Linked DNA regions of Homo sapiens: regions 2 and 3 are each linked to region 1. The links are chromatin contacts, found by Hi-C or POLR2A ChIA-PET in ENCODE. All regions are on one chromosome and are shown on one strand. Each heading gives the region's core, a stretch centred on a gene start or an enhancer-like site at or near the end of the contact. The rest is flanking DNA. Distances are from core to core; before and after follow the strand shown.

Evidence for each region. A loop is a pair of places that touch in the nucleus more often than their neighbours do. ChIA-PET counts read pairs that join two places held with the same protein, here RNA polymerase II (POLR2A). Pooled maps may share reads with other maps.
Region 2: a pooled map shows a loop between it and region 1 (3-fold over the local background). The contact joins two enhancer-like sites. A Hi-C loop is called at or near these places in 2 of 168 maps with a recorded cell type or tissue (Caco-2 and IMR-90) and 7 of 50 pooled maps. POLR2A ChIA-PET finds 5 or more read pairs at or near these places in 3 of 52 experiments (WTC11, activated CD8-positive, alpha-beta memory T cell and activated T-cell).
Region 3: a map of naive thymus-derived CD4-positive, alpha-beta T cell shows a loop between it and region 1 (6-fold over the local background). The contact joins two enhancer-like sites. A Hi-C loop is called at or near these places in 6 of 168 maps with a recorded cell type or tissue (B cell, CD4-positive, alpha-beta T cell, CD8-positive, alpha-beta T cell and 3 more), 9 of 37 single-sample maps with no recorded cell type and 17 of 50 pooled maps. POLR2A ChIA-PET finds 5 or more read pairs at or near these places in 15 of 52 experiments (CD4-positive, alpha-beta memory T cell, GM10248, GM12878 and 9 more).

The regions. Positions count from the first base shown.
Region 1 is chr3:31,246,076-31,250,690 of GRCh38, reverse strand. No RefSeq gene overlaps it. Among named protein-coding and RNA genes, the nearest start is that of MIR466, 87 kb to the right of the region's middle. Within about 2 kb of position 2,655, at least 2 of the 41 ENCODE cell types and tissues checked have a DNase peak (open chromatin) inside an H3K27ac peak, as active enhancers do; they include GM12878, where a contact is called at or near this core.
Region 2 is chr3:31,286,557-31,291,171 of GRCh38, reverse strand. No RefSeq gene overlaps it. Among named protein-coding and RNA genes, the nearest start is that of MIR466, 130 kb to the right of the region's middle. Within about 2 kb of position 2,253, at least 5 of the 41 ENCODE cell types and tissues checked have a DNase peak (open chromatin) inside an H3K27ac peak, as active enhancers do.
Region 3 is chr3:31,211,515-31,216,129 of GRCh38, reverse strand. No RefSeq gene overlaps it. Among named protein-coding and RNA genes, the nearest start is that of MIR466, 52 kb to the right of the region's middle. RefSeq lists an enhancer at 2,783-3,982. Within about 2 kb of position 1,994, at least 2 of the 41 ENCODE cell types and tissues checked have a DNase peak (open chromatin) inside an H3K27ac peak, as active enhancers do; they include GM12878, where a contact is called at or near this core.

The sequences.
Region 1 (4,615 bases), core at 1,406-3,905:
GAAGCCTGCAGGTGGAGAAGGCTGAGTGGTCCTGGCTTGCTGCTTTCTGCTGATTCATCCCCTCTTCCTCCACAGAGGCATGGTTTCACTCCCCAGTGATGTGGGGGAGAGGAGGAAAAAGACACAGAGGGAGATGTCTTCTCACTTGGCTGGGTGTCTTAGTGCTAGCCAAAACTGATAGACATTTAAAGCTTGCTATTTCTCATGGTGGCCTCTTTTTGCCGGCTCTGTAGGATATTTTTGGTGGGAATCTGTTTTCTAGGATGCCATTGAGTCTGGTTGTTGTACTTCTATACTAAGTGGTCCCTTAAGATTCCTCCCTCAGCCCCAGGGCATTTAGTGAATCACCTCCAGCTTCTTTCTGCAGAGCTTCCTTGCTCACCCCTCCTCCTCCAAGTATGGGCCAAGATCTAAGGCAGCCTCACAGTGGCTCTCTCTCCTTCCCACTGCTGATATCTGGCATCTACTAACTCAGTTTTCTTTGAGAGGGCATTCCTCAGTGATACTAGAAGCTGTACCCATGACTATAGCTTGTCCTGGCTCTCTGCCCATCCCCCAACAAGTCTGAGCACCCTTAGAGGTTTTTTTCCTTGGGTTTTTCCATTCAGTGCTACCTGCTTTATCCACCCATCCAACTTCTCTGTTTTTGACTCCTACAATTTAATTATTACTTTCAAACTCCAAAGATTGAAGTGGGAGATGAGGAGTGGTATTCAGACTTGTACTGTGTTTTGTTGCATTGCATTATACTGTACTATACTGTACTGTCCTGTTTTTTATTATATTTCTTTCTGCTGCTTATTGGTTTCAGTCTTTATGTATCTGTCCTTCAGTCTAGCAATTGTTTATCTATTTCAGTATTGACTGAACACTTTCAATACTGACTACTATATTCCTGGCCATGTGCTAAGCTTATGACATGCACTATCCCAGTATACACATAAAGAAACTGAAACTCAGAGAGATTAAGTGACTTGGCCAAGGTCATGCAATCCAGGGAAAGGCAAGTCTGGTTGACTCCATAACCCATGTTCTTAACTCCTACACATATTACCTTTCAAGATTGGTGATATGTATAGTGTCTAGGGGTGAGTGGAGGGTAGGGTGGGCTGGAAGAGAAAGGAAACATCCTGTCTTCTTATGTTTTAAAAGTCAAATCCTATTTAAAACAGGTGCCCATTTTTAGGATCATAATTTTTAGCCCTAACTTGTTCATGGCACAAGTGAGGGAGAGTATATGTTTAAAAAGTCAGGGCTGAAAAATTAAGCCTAAGCTTGCAAGCTTGTGAACACACATATAGTTCCATGAGCTCATGTGATTTCTTCAATCTGTTTAGTATACTCTAGAATCATGATTTTATTAATATATTAGTTTCCTGGGTTTGCTGCAACAAATTAACCACGAACTTGGTGGCGGAAGACAACAGAAGGTTGTTTGCTTACAGTTTTAGAGGCCAGAGTCAAATTGTCAGATGGGGTTGTGCTCTTTCCAAGGGCTCTAGGAATCTTTCCTGGCCTCTTCCAGCTTCCGGTGATTCCTGGAGGTCCTTGGCTTATAGCAGCATCACTCCAATCTCTGCTTCTGTCTTCACATGGCCTTCTTCTCAGTGTGTTTCTGTGTTAATTTCTCCCTCTCTTATCCTATAAGGACAGGCCATTGGATTTAGAGTCCACCCTAGTCAAGGATGATCTCATCTTCAGATGCTTACCCAAATCACATATGTGAAGACCTTTGTTCCAAATAAGGGACACGTTCTGAGGCTCTGGACGGACATACCTTTTGGAGGCCACCATTCAACTCACTAGAATAGGTTTACAGTGCTAGGCAATGCACAGTGCCTCTGTCTCTATAATTGTGTGATGCTCTACCTGCCGCTAGCTCTTTCACACATGATGTATAAGGATGAATGAGAGGCCCTGGGAGGCTGTGAGTGTCTGGAAGCCAACACAGTCAGATGGCGTTAAGCTGCCTTGATTCCTTCAGCAGTAGCCGTCTGTCAGTAAATAAAAGTCCAGACGCTTTGCAGAGCTAATGTGTCTTGAAGTACTCACACTCTTTGAGAGAAACTTGAGAAATGGGAAAATTGGGCTCAATATGTGTGAAAGAACTGTATCCTCTTCAGGGGAAAGCCAGTCTATACGTTTCAGAGAGCATTATTATTATACAGAGACACAAACACACAGAAACTAAGTGAAAAATCATATCTGCTAATATGCTCATTCTGGGGACTTGCCCCATTTCCCAGGCAGTTTCACGAAAAACTTTCCCTCTGAACTACCTGAAAAGAATCAATACCCACTGGATGAGTCATCACAGCCCAGGCTTCTTCCACAAACACAGCTGGGGAGGGCTGCTTAATGCAGTGTCCATTAAGGTTAACGGGCACTTCCAATAGGGTTTTTTCACGTTTCCCTTGACCAAGTTCAACTCACACTTCATCCAGACAGGTGAGTACTAAAGACTCATGTTTCATGAGTCCAGCTGCCCTGGTCATTTTGATCAATTCAATTTTTGGTTTCCTGGGAAATGGCATGGATGCCTGACTGTTCAGTGTTTGTCTTCGGGCAATTCAACACATTCAGTTTAGTTCTGCAAATGTGTCATTGGAGACTGTTCAGTGTTGGGATGCTGTGTTTGCCAGGTGATTCTACCTCCTGGGACCACATCCAGTGGGAGCTGGCAAAGTAAACAACCAAAGGTACAAGGGGAAGTGCTTTCCTCCAAGACTGTGCAGAGCTCCATGGCAACCTGCATGGGCAACAATTAATTCTTTAACTTTTTTTTTCTTATTGCAAAAAATAATCAACATTTCTGGTAGAACATACAGATAGGAAAAAAGAGAAAAACCGGAACTACTTATAATCCCATAACACAGAAATAACACTTCTTCACATTTGGTCTGTATCTGCATCTGTATGCATCTTTGTATCTTGGCCTACATTTGTGCCTGTCCCTTTGTCTGTGTGTGTGTCTTTATCTGTAACTAGATCTATATTATGCTTATATTTATCACTATATTTAAATAACATTTAAACATTTCCCATATATGTACCTACACATTTTATTTTATAATCTACTTGTTTACTTAACAGATCATTGCAAACATATTTCCATGTTACATGCATTCTTCTTCAAAATTTTTAGTAGCTGTGTATTATTCTATTGTATGGACAGAAGTTAGTTATTTAACCAATCCTGTACTACTCTGAATTTAATAATTTTATAGATAAATTTGTACATAAACCCTAATTTTGTCCTTAGGAAAACCCCTAAAATTGAAGCCTCAGTGTCAAAGTTAGGTATGTGTATGGAGCTTTTGCCTCAAAGGAGCAAGAAAATTTGCCTGGGAGGGGTTGGGAAGGAGGGAACAGGAAAGCATGACTTTTGAGTTGGGGCTTCAAGAAGGAGCAGAGTGTGGTGGAGGGGAGAGGTGACAGTCTTGGAAGAAGAGAAAAGGGGCAGGCAGGGGACTGCGGGGTGTGTCCAGGGTGCAATCTCTGAGCTCCTGAGTTCTGGGGGTGCTGTTGGGGAGGGCCTGGAGGTGTGGCCTGAGGGTAGCGGAGGAGGAAGGGAAGGGGACACACACACTGCAGATGTATCCAAATCTTTAGGGTTTTATGTTTCAAAGTGCACATTCCTACTGCTTTCCTTCCAGGTTTGAGATTTTCGTCTCTGCCCTCTCCCTTTGAGAATCCCTGTATAATAAGAGGCATGACTGATAGGCAATGTTGCCCATAGGAATAGTGTGGAGGCAGGAAAAGAAGAATCATTGTTAGGAACAGGAGGGAGCCACTGAATGTTTGTGGGCAGAGAAGTGACAGATTCCATGGAATTCACTTAGATATGCTCTGGGCTTCTCAAACCATCCGTGGTGAAGGACCAGCTGTTTTCTGCCTTTTCTCATATATTACAGACTGATATTTTTAGAAACTATAATAAAAAATGAGTTACTAGAAAAATGTAATAAAAAGGTACAAAATGCAAGCACCAATTATTAATTATTAGTTTCAACAGACACAAAATAGCTTGTCAAATTGCTACAAAAGCTTCACATGCTTGTCTTAATCTCTGTTCTCTCCTCATTGCACACCTGTAATCAACAGTTTGCCAATGTCCCCACTCTACAAATGATAGCATGAGTGCAGCCTCTGCTCTGCAAAGATCTGATCTGAGGGAGAGAGGCTGATTAGGAGGCTGTATGCTGTATTTTAGAAGACAGAGAGCAGATCAGGGCCTGGTCTAAGGCAAGAGCAGGGGTAAGAAAAGGAGGGAAGACAAATGAATGAGTAAGACTTTTGGTCTTATTTCAGCCATTTTGTTTTATGCTTAAAAAATGCTTTTGATTAGTTTCTTTGTTTTCTGTCTGATGCTACAATTTTTTAGGGGTGGCTTTTATTTTCTGTAATCATTTGGAAGGTACACATTCTGTTTATTAGCACTACAAGTAGTTTTCATTAAGTTTTTCAAAAACGTATGGCACCTTTATTTCTCCAAACTTGATAGAGGAAAAAAAAAAAAGAAAAAGAACCATTGTCTTTTGACCTCCCATTCTCTAAAATGAGAAATGCTCTACATTTCAACTTTCTCCTACTCTCCATTTTTCATTCTTTACTC
Region 2 (4,615 bases), core at 1,004-3,503, 41 kb before region 1:
ACTCTTGGAGAGTCTGGTCTCTCCTTAGGTGTCAGCATTCTCGATTGTTTAGAAAGCAGAAAGCCAGTAACTGTTCATATTTCAGGGTCAAAGAGGCAAAGCTGCCTGTGGCATTCTTTGTTTTCAGGGTCTGAATCCTTCAATTACTCCCCAGGTGTCCTTATTGAGCAGAAAAGGAATGGAGTAAATCTTTTGTACTTCTGTGCTGAAATGGAGATGATGAATTCCAGGTGTGTGGCTACGAATGCTTGGGGGAAGAAAATGGAATAAATAATGATTCTGGTCAACAAGTGATGAGCTCCTGAACTCATTTCTGATTTGGTTCCCCTGGCTGAAGCCATGGAAGAAATGGCTTTCTATAGGAGTGGAGGGGCTGAGGACTTGGACAACAAGCCAAGGGCAGCTGGTGCTGGGGTGGCGGTGGAGAGAGTGGAGGCATCGTTCTCCACAGGATGGTGGCTGCTGTACTTGGAGCTGGACCATACCTGGGCTGGGCTTCACCACCAATAGCCAGCAGTGTCTTGTTCTGACTCAGAAAACACTACTCCAAATCATGGGCTCAGAAGCAACCTCAGAAGCAAAAGTTTTCCTCTGACTTTCTCCTGTCTCTCAGTCCCATTCTCCCCTGAGGCTGCCATAGAAACTAGAATCCCTCTTCCCCAACGTGGGTCATAGAAGCCAGAACCCCTTTACTCCAAGTCCAGCCGTAAAATCTAAAAATATCACTCTAACTTTCCCTTTGCCTTTCTGTGTAAAAACTGGCCATAAAAAAAAATGATCTGACCTGTCTTGTTTGACTGTAGGCCATAAGACCTCCATTCTAGAAGGTCCTGCCCCATACCCAGATTGGAACAAAACAAAACAAAACAAAACAAAACAAAACAAAACAAAACAAAACCCACATGCTCAGAGAGGCCAAGAAGAATCTAGACAGACAGGCCTTGCTAGGTTTCCTTCTCGGGTTCTTAGCATTAGATCACACCCTTTTTGTCCAGTCATATTTCGACACGGCTGTCCATATTTCGTTAAACCTCAGTGTAAAAATGGACCATTTCTTCTGTATCTTTGGGTCTTCATTCTGAAGGCTCCTGTGTCACGTGAAACTATCATCAAATACATTTGTATGCCTTTTCTCCTATTAATCTTCCTCTTTTCAGCAAATCTTCAAAGGGAGAAGGAGAAGTTTTCCTTTGGTCTTTACAGTCTGTTGGTCCTGAAACACCAAAAGCCCACTGTGAGAAGCAGAGACAGCAGAGGCAGGAGTTGGCAGGGAAGACTCCAGTGCTCTCGGTGTCAGTGGGGGAGGTGGGCTGACCCTTTTCTTCTAAGGTTTGTGACCTCAAGGCTCATGTTTTGTAGAGTTCACAGAGAGGCAGTTTCCCAAGAGGGATGATAACATGCTTCATTTCCTGTATGGTAGTAGGGGTAGGCAGGGGGCCTGGCGACGAGGGCTTGGGCCTCTTCTAATTTGACGTGAAGACATTAAAGAGATGGGAACATATTTGTGTTGGAGTGTTAAGAAGCTCTCCAAACCAGTTACAGTCATAACTCTTAGGAAGGAGCTGTTTAGAGAAAATGTTAGCCATGTCCCTGGTTTTCAAATGGAAAGAATCAAGTGTGCACTCTTCTGATTGACCCATGGGATTCCTGCAAGGCCTCCAGAAGAACAATGGCTGGAGCAAAGGGTATAATATTTTAAGGGAAAATTGCTTTTATTCAGGCAAAACTACCAAATTTTGTTCATATTACAAAATAGAAAAAAAAAATCTTGCAGATATTTAATGACATGGAAAATCGTTCTCAACGTAGTGGCAAATGAAAAAAGCAAGTTTATTACTAGGATGTTCAGTGTGATCTCCTTTTGCAACCCTAAACAGATAGATCTCTGCAGAGAAAAAAGTCTAGAAAGATGTATTCCAACATGCTGGCACGTGCTTACTCTTTGTTTGTTGTAATAAAGGGCACTTTTTATTTTTCCATTCTGCCTCTCTGTGCTGTTTGAATATTTTTATGACAAACATGTATTGCTTTTATAGTAAGAAAAATGTGCAACATAGGTTTTTATTTTTAAAAACGGGAAGCAAATCTAAACAACAACAAAAAGCCCTGCTGCCTTTGTGTTCAGGATGGTAGAAGATAGTAAGGCCCTTTCATCTAATGGGAGTGTAGATGTCAGGGCTGGAGGATAATGACTCAGAGCCGGTGGAAATGCGGCCGGTGGAACAAGTTTCAAACAGGAAAGTGCTTGTGGGGTGACCTCTGGGGTCAGCCACAGAGCTTACTGCAGATTCCACCAAAAAAGTAAGAAGATCCAAAAGGGCAAGGCGTAGGGTCTGTCGGGCGGGTGTGTCCCAGTTTAAACAAAGCTGCTTTGATGTGCTTCCCAGCGGGCAGGCACAGGAATGCAAGGCCCTGCTCTGTCTTGCAGCCAAGAGGGAGTTATAAACATCCATCTGCAAGGGAAGATCCATCAGCTCCTATCAACCACACAGGAAAGATTTACAGGTAATGTTTTCCTCCCATACAGAAGTGTGATTAAGCAAATTCTTGGAAGGGTTTGTTGTTGTTGTTTTTGTTCTTTCCTCTTTCCTACACTGTAAATAGAGATGCTTTTTCTCTCATGCCTCGTGATGTTTATAATGACTTTTATAGACACGTACTGATGTTCAGTGCTTACGGTGTGCTTTCCTCACATCTGTCAGGAGAACCAGGCGTGTAGAATATGTAATCCCCCATTCTGAGATAAGCAGGGACAGTTTAGGCCTTAGGGGTCTGGTCTGTGCTGGAGATCGGCTGGCCCAGGGCTCCACCTAGCCCGTCCCCAAGTCGGGGTTGACTATGTGGTGAGGAAGAGAACACACCATGACCGCCATACTTTGGAGCAATGAACTAAGGGAATGCCTTGGGAGGGAATGGGGGTCTGTTTTACCGCCAATTCTCTTTAAAAGCCTTTTTTATTTAGATAGCTGTAATAGGATGCCAAGAGCTTGAGCTGGAGAGGGACAGTTCTGCCATAGACTGGTGGTGTGATCTTAAAAAATTTAGTTAATTTTTCTGAGACTTAACTTTTGACACCTGTAAAACAGATTACCTTCTTGTGTCTGGAGGCTGTACCAAAGTATGTAAAAATAAGGCAGCTAGGAGCCACCTACTCTGGCATTCCAGAGTGGAGGGCTAGCCATGCTACCTAAGCAGGACCTGCAAAGGAGGTGCAAACCCTGTCTGAGAACCACCCAAGAGACAGTGCCTAGAAATATGTGTCCTTCCTTCAGAACCTCAACTGCAGAAACCCAAAGGGGAGAGACTAACACTGGTTCACTCTCTAAGGGAATGAATCAGCTCTGTCTTCTGCTTATTCAGGACACATGGGAGAGGGAACCAAATTAAAGGTTACCTGGGAAGAGGGCTGGTGGGAAGAGAGAGTCTGCGTGGAGTGGCCTGCTGGAAGCCAGGGGAACCGTAGGAGGCTGGGAGGAGGTGACACTGTCCTTATTAAGGAAAAAAACAGGTAAAAAAATCCCAGTGATGGTCTGGGGTAGGGGTAGTGGTGTCTCTGAAGAATCCATGAACTTACCTACGAGAAAAATCATCTTAAATAGCTGCCATGGAGTAGAAACTGAGGCCCCTATAATGTCAGGGCCTCTCAGGTAACATTTTTCCTGCACCTGACCTCTCCTTGCTCTCCCTGCCATACCACACCTGGAGGAGCAGGGGGTCCCCCCCGGGAGTGGGGGAGGAGGTTAGAAGAGCTAGACCAGGAAGACAGAGACAAAGCCACCCACAGCCCCCACACACTGCAGCAGGCCTGGAAGGAGGAGAGGAACTGGAGTTTTAGGTGACATTTGGAGTTTTTTTTATTATAGGGGAGTCAACACAAAATGGAAGTTAGCCTGTTTTGTGATTGTAATCAGAGAATTTTTTATTATGTGAAAATAAAGAGGAAGTAATCAGATAATTTTTTATTATGTGAAAATAAATATTTGCACAAATATCCAGGGGTTCACCCAAGTTTACCCCAAGGTACAGGATGAATCAGACCCTTGGAGTAGTTTGAATGTGCAGGGTTGAGGAAAAGAATACAGCTATTTTCTAATTGCCCATTTTATTAGTCAGGGTTCTCCAGAGAAACAGAACCAATAGGATGTATGTGTGTGTGTGTGTGTGTATTTATGTGTCTGTCTGTCTGTCTGTCTGTCTATCTATCTCTCTCTCTCTCTCTCTCTCTCTCTCTCTCTCTCTCTATGAATGACGGAGTGTAAGGAATTGGCTCACCTGATTATAGACTGGCAACTCCAAAAGATCCAGGGTAGACTAGCAGGCTGGAGACTCAGAAAAGAGCTGAAGTTGCCATTCAAGTCCAAAGGCAATCTACTGGCAGAATTTCTTCCTGCCCTGGGAATGTCGTTTTCTTGTTCTGTTCAAGCCTTCAGCTGATTTGATGAGACCCACCCACATTATGGAGGGCAGTCTGCTTTACTCAAAGTCCACTGATTTAAATGTTAATCTCATGCAAAAACACAGTCACAGTAACATCTAAAATAACATTTGACCAAATTTCTGGGCATCGTGGCCTATCCAAGTTGACACATAAAATTAACTATCACATCCATGATTA
Region 3 (4,615 bases), core at 745-3,244, 34 kb after region 1:
AGCGGTGGATCATGATTTCAAAATACAATCATAATCACCATCAGAAGAAATGCGAGAGAAGATGAAAAACAAATGCAAAGCAATTAAAAAAGGATGAGTTTTCCTACTGAATGAGTGAATGTGTTTTCCCATTGCCTCCTCCTACACTTGGGCCTTGGGATGCTCTGCCCCTAGCCATGTGTATGTGTGTGGGGGTGTGCATGCACGTGTGTGTGTGCGTGTGTGTGTGCTTACATTTTTGCCCTTATTATGAATCTGGGCCTGGGATTAGAGCATGAATACTCACTGAAGTGGCTTATTACTTGGAGAATACCATCCTTCTGCTTGATTGGATTTTTCTGTTTAAGCATCTATGGTTTTAGTGGTCAGAGGGTCCTGGCCACAAAGTTTATTTTATGACCCATGTACCACCCTTCACATCTCCTCTTATAAGGACACTTTTAGTACATGACTTCCACAGTAGTGCAGTAGTATTTTTTTAAGTTTTTCTATGCTTGAAAAATAATTTTCCACTTCCAGAATTTACCTGCCCCTCCATCCTTGCTTTCCCAATCCCTGCTCCTTCCATTATCCTTTTGCAACACCCCTCCACCTCCATCACTGACCGAGATGCCTGAAAATTCAATAACATCCTATTATCTCTGCTGGGCAACTTGCCAGCTAGAAGCTCAGAGGACTGGTCACTTTGTTTTGGGGACACTGCCTTTCTTGCTTGTTGCATTCTTGCAAACCTGTGGAAACACTGAATCCCTTTGCACTGCCTGGAAAGTCATTCTTTGTATTGATTCTTTTTTCTTTTTTCCATTTCTGGCTTGGGGTACAATGAAGGCACAATATATTTCGCCAAATCTTAAAACCTTAAAGCAATTTGTGCATCCAATTTTGGGGCTGCCTTTTTCTTCCAGAAAGTTCCCTGAGGCTATCTCATATAAAATCTTACTTTGAATAACATATTTGGACACATTGATGAAAACATTCCTTTAGTGCATTGCCAGTTGCCAGATTGGAGAAAAAGACTTCAGGAGAAAAGGAGGGAATATTTTAAATTTGCTTTTGACTGTGGCTTCAAGGAGTAATAATCACCCATTACTTTGGATCAGAATCTTCCAATGACTCAAGAGCACATATTTTTATCATTTGCTTTCTGTACTCTCATCCTCTTTATCCCATGTTACTCTGTTCCTGTGAGAGTTGGGGGGCAAGGAAAAAATGTAAGGAAGGGGTAGAGGTGAGAGAATTTAAATGGGAAGTCTGATTCCTTTTTATTTTTTCATAAAGTGCCACACATGCAAGTCCATGAGTATCTCAACAAATCTGTCCCCCACATCCAATGCATCTTTTGTACTGACAAGGAGAGGGGGTTGGAAATGTCATCTGTAGCCAGCTTATATCCTGTCAGTGTTAAGGTTTTATTCTTGTGACTTTATAGTTCTCAAACTCTTTTTAAGGGTCACTGGAGGGTGATCTTTTGTTTAAGAGATGGGTTAGGGGAGGGAGTGGGTTTGTGTGTGCCTCTTGGTCTATAATAATTATGGCTGACATCGAACTTAGAAAATAGGTTAATTTCAAGAAATTCTTTTAATTTCTTAATTAAATAAGAAACAACAACCATTAGTTTATTTTAAAATAAACGTTAACGATTAAATACGAATTTTTAATGTAGATCCCTTTTACTGATTTAGGGCAAAGAGACCTTCTTTCACTAGGAGTTGTTTCCTCTAACTCAGTTCACCTCCTATTGTATCTCATCTCTGGCTTCTGAAATCTTACTCCTATTTTAATGGCTGGCTCAGGATTTCCTGTCTACTGTTTCTTCCATCGCTGATAGAGTTTCCCTTCATCTGCAGCGACCACACATACTCTAATTAACTGCCCAGGATTGCTATGTTAGAGGAATGGGGTGGAATCTAGCAAAGTGTAGCAAATTATTTTTATCTCCTACTCCCTGTTAAGCAGCAGTTGTTATTCTATTATCTGTGTTTTGAATCTAGCTGTTTGATCCTCAAAGTCTAAAAGTAGCTTCTGTGCAGTTTTATGGTGGTATGGCTGTTACTTGCTGCTATAAATTCCTCTGGTTGAGCCACATCCGCTTGCCACATCCTGAAAATACACTCAACTATATTTTCCCATGCACACCTATATATTGTGGCGGCCTGTAGTGACATTGCTTTTTTTTTTTTTTTTTTTTTTTTGAGATGGAGTTTCGCTCTTGTCACCCATGCTGGAGTGCAGTGGCATGATCTCGGCTCACTGCAACCTCAGCCTCTCAGGTTCAAGCTATTCTCCTGCCTCAGCCTCCTGAGTAGTTGGGATTACAGGTGTGCCACCACGCCTGTCTATTATTTTTGTATTTTTGGTAGAGATGGGGTTTTGCCATGTTGGCCAGGCTGGTCTTGAACTCCTGACCTCAGGTGATCCACCTGCCTCGGCCTCCCAAAGTGCTGGGTTTACAGGCGTGAGTCACTGCACCTGGCCAACATTACCTCTATACACATTTATTTTTCCCTTCCTCACAAACCCGCCAGTTCTGAATCAACAGCAAGTACAACATTGCCATTTCTCGCACACCATGCTGACCTTGTTGTTTCTTATTTAGCTAATGATGTGTTACAGTTGGCATTTCACTGGGAGGTTTGCAAGAGTCAGTCTCTCTTTTTCTAGTGCTACAATTAGATTCAACAAGAGAGAAGAGTGCTGTGATGGGAAAACTTTACATTCTCAGACATTATTTCCATCTGGGCATTTTGAAAAGATGAAGAGCAGGCTTGTCATTATGTCTCCATCTGATAATGTGGTTAATGTATCCTTCATAAAGCTCAGCTTAAATAGGGAAAAACAAGGGAATTGCAATGGTGCATTTCCATGACTTCTGATGGCAACACTCTAATTCTTCTGCCTTGTTGTCTTTAAGCAAAGAAGGGAGGAGATGGGAAGAGGAAAAAGAGATAATGTAAAAGGTAGGCAAAGGGAATGGCTTGGATGTGCTCATACCTGAGGCAGGAACAGGTTGAGGTTAGTACAGTGCTATCGAGTTTCTTATGTTACCTTCCTTCTGCTCTTGCTATTGACTTTGCTTTCTCCTAATTCTGGCTTGCTCGTGATTCCTCATGGCTTCTAAAGGTATTTCATGGCCTTCTTTGATGTACACTGTCATCGTCTTCTCTTACTCATTTCCTGTTTCAAATATCTGAGGAAGAGAATCTGACTGGCATAACTTTTTTTTTTTTTTTTTGACAAAGTCTTGCTCTGTCACCAGGCTGGATTGCAGTGGCAAGATCTTAGCTCACTCCAACCTCCGCCTCTTGGGTTCAAGCGATTCTCGTGCCTCAGCTTCCCAAGTAGTTGGGATTACAGGCACATGCCACCACACCCAGGTCATTTTTATATTTTCAGTAGAGACGGGGTTTCACCGTGTTGGCCAGGATGATCTCATCTCCTGACCTCATGATCCGCCCGCCTAGGCCTCCCAAAGTGCTGGGATTACAGGCATGAGCCACAGCACCCGGCCATAACTTGTCTTTTTACCTGTGGCCACTCCAGAGGTCATGGAGAGGCTATGGTTTGGCTGCTCTTGCTTTAGATTTGCACCCCTGACTGAGACCAGAATGGCCAGGCTGCATGGTATAAAACATATCCTCCTGGGGCTACATGTTCTGCAGAGGCTGTGGGTAGGCACATTCTGGGGTATGGTAGGTGGCAGCCATTATCACCTCAGGTTCTCCAACACAGCAGACACAAGCTATTCATGCTTGTAATTAATTTTGTACCCTACATGAACATAAGGCAAAAGAGCCCACAAACAAAGGGATCTAGCAAATGGCAATTGTAGGATGCTCGTTGTTGATACATTTGGTTCAAAACGAAAGGCCTCTGTGTTAAAATCCACAGCAGGAAACAACAACAACTACAAACAAAAAATCCTCAAGAGTGGTTTTACTAATGAAAACATAGATAAACAATCATTTATGCCCTCAGAGAATGAATAAAAGATCAAAGTTGGAATAACAGAACACAGAGACTTTTTTTCCCCTTTTTCTGCTTCAGCAAAAATCACCCAAGGACTGAAAAGTTCACTATTCTATTGCTTCTTGTATATGAATGCAAATGTATATAGGCCAAAATTCAGGTGGGGTTTTTTCCTGCCCCTTGAGATCTACGTAAATTTGCCTTTAACTCTCAAATTCCATGGTCCACAGAGCTTTACCTCCAAGATTTCTGCTACTTTCTAGAATGGGAATGCCAGTAGATGAGTCAGTGTGTCCTGTTGGCTTTCTATACCACTTGGGTTCAGCTACCTCGAGTGTGCCTTTGTTCTGTAATTTGTCCATTCTAGTAGGAAACTGCCATTTTGCGGAGGGTTTCGCCCTCTCCCACAGTCCTGTTTCTCACCTGTCTCTTCCAGGTTTCTCTAGATGGCTAAAGGTCTTCCATTTCTATTTCTTCTCTTTTGCAGAGCAACTCAACTCTCCCTCCAGATTTATTCTCCTTAGTTTTAACTCCTTAGCCCTCAAAAAACCTAAACAGAATTGAGGGACTTCCATTCAGTCTCTATGCTTATAAGGAGGCAGTAGGCATTATATAGTAACTCGCACATAGATAGCAAATAAGCTATATA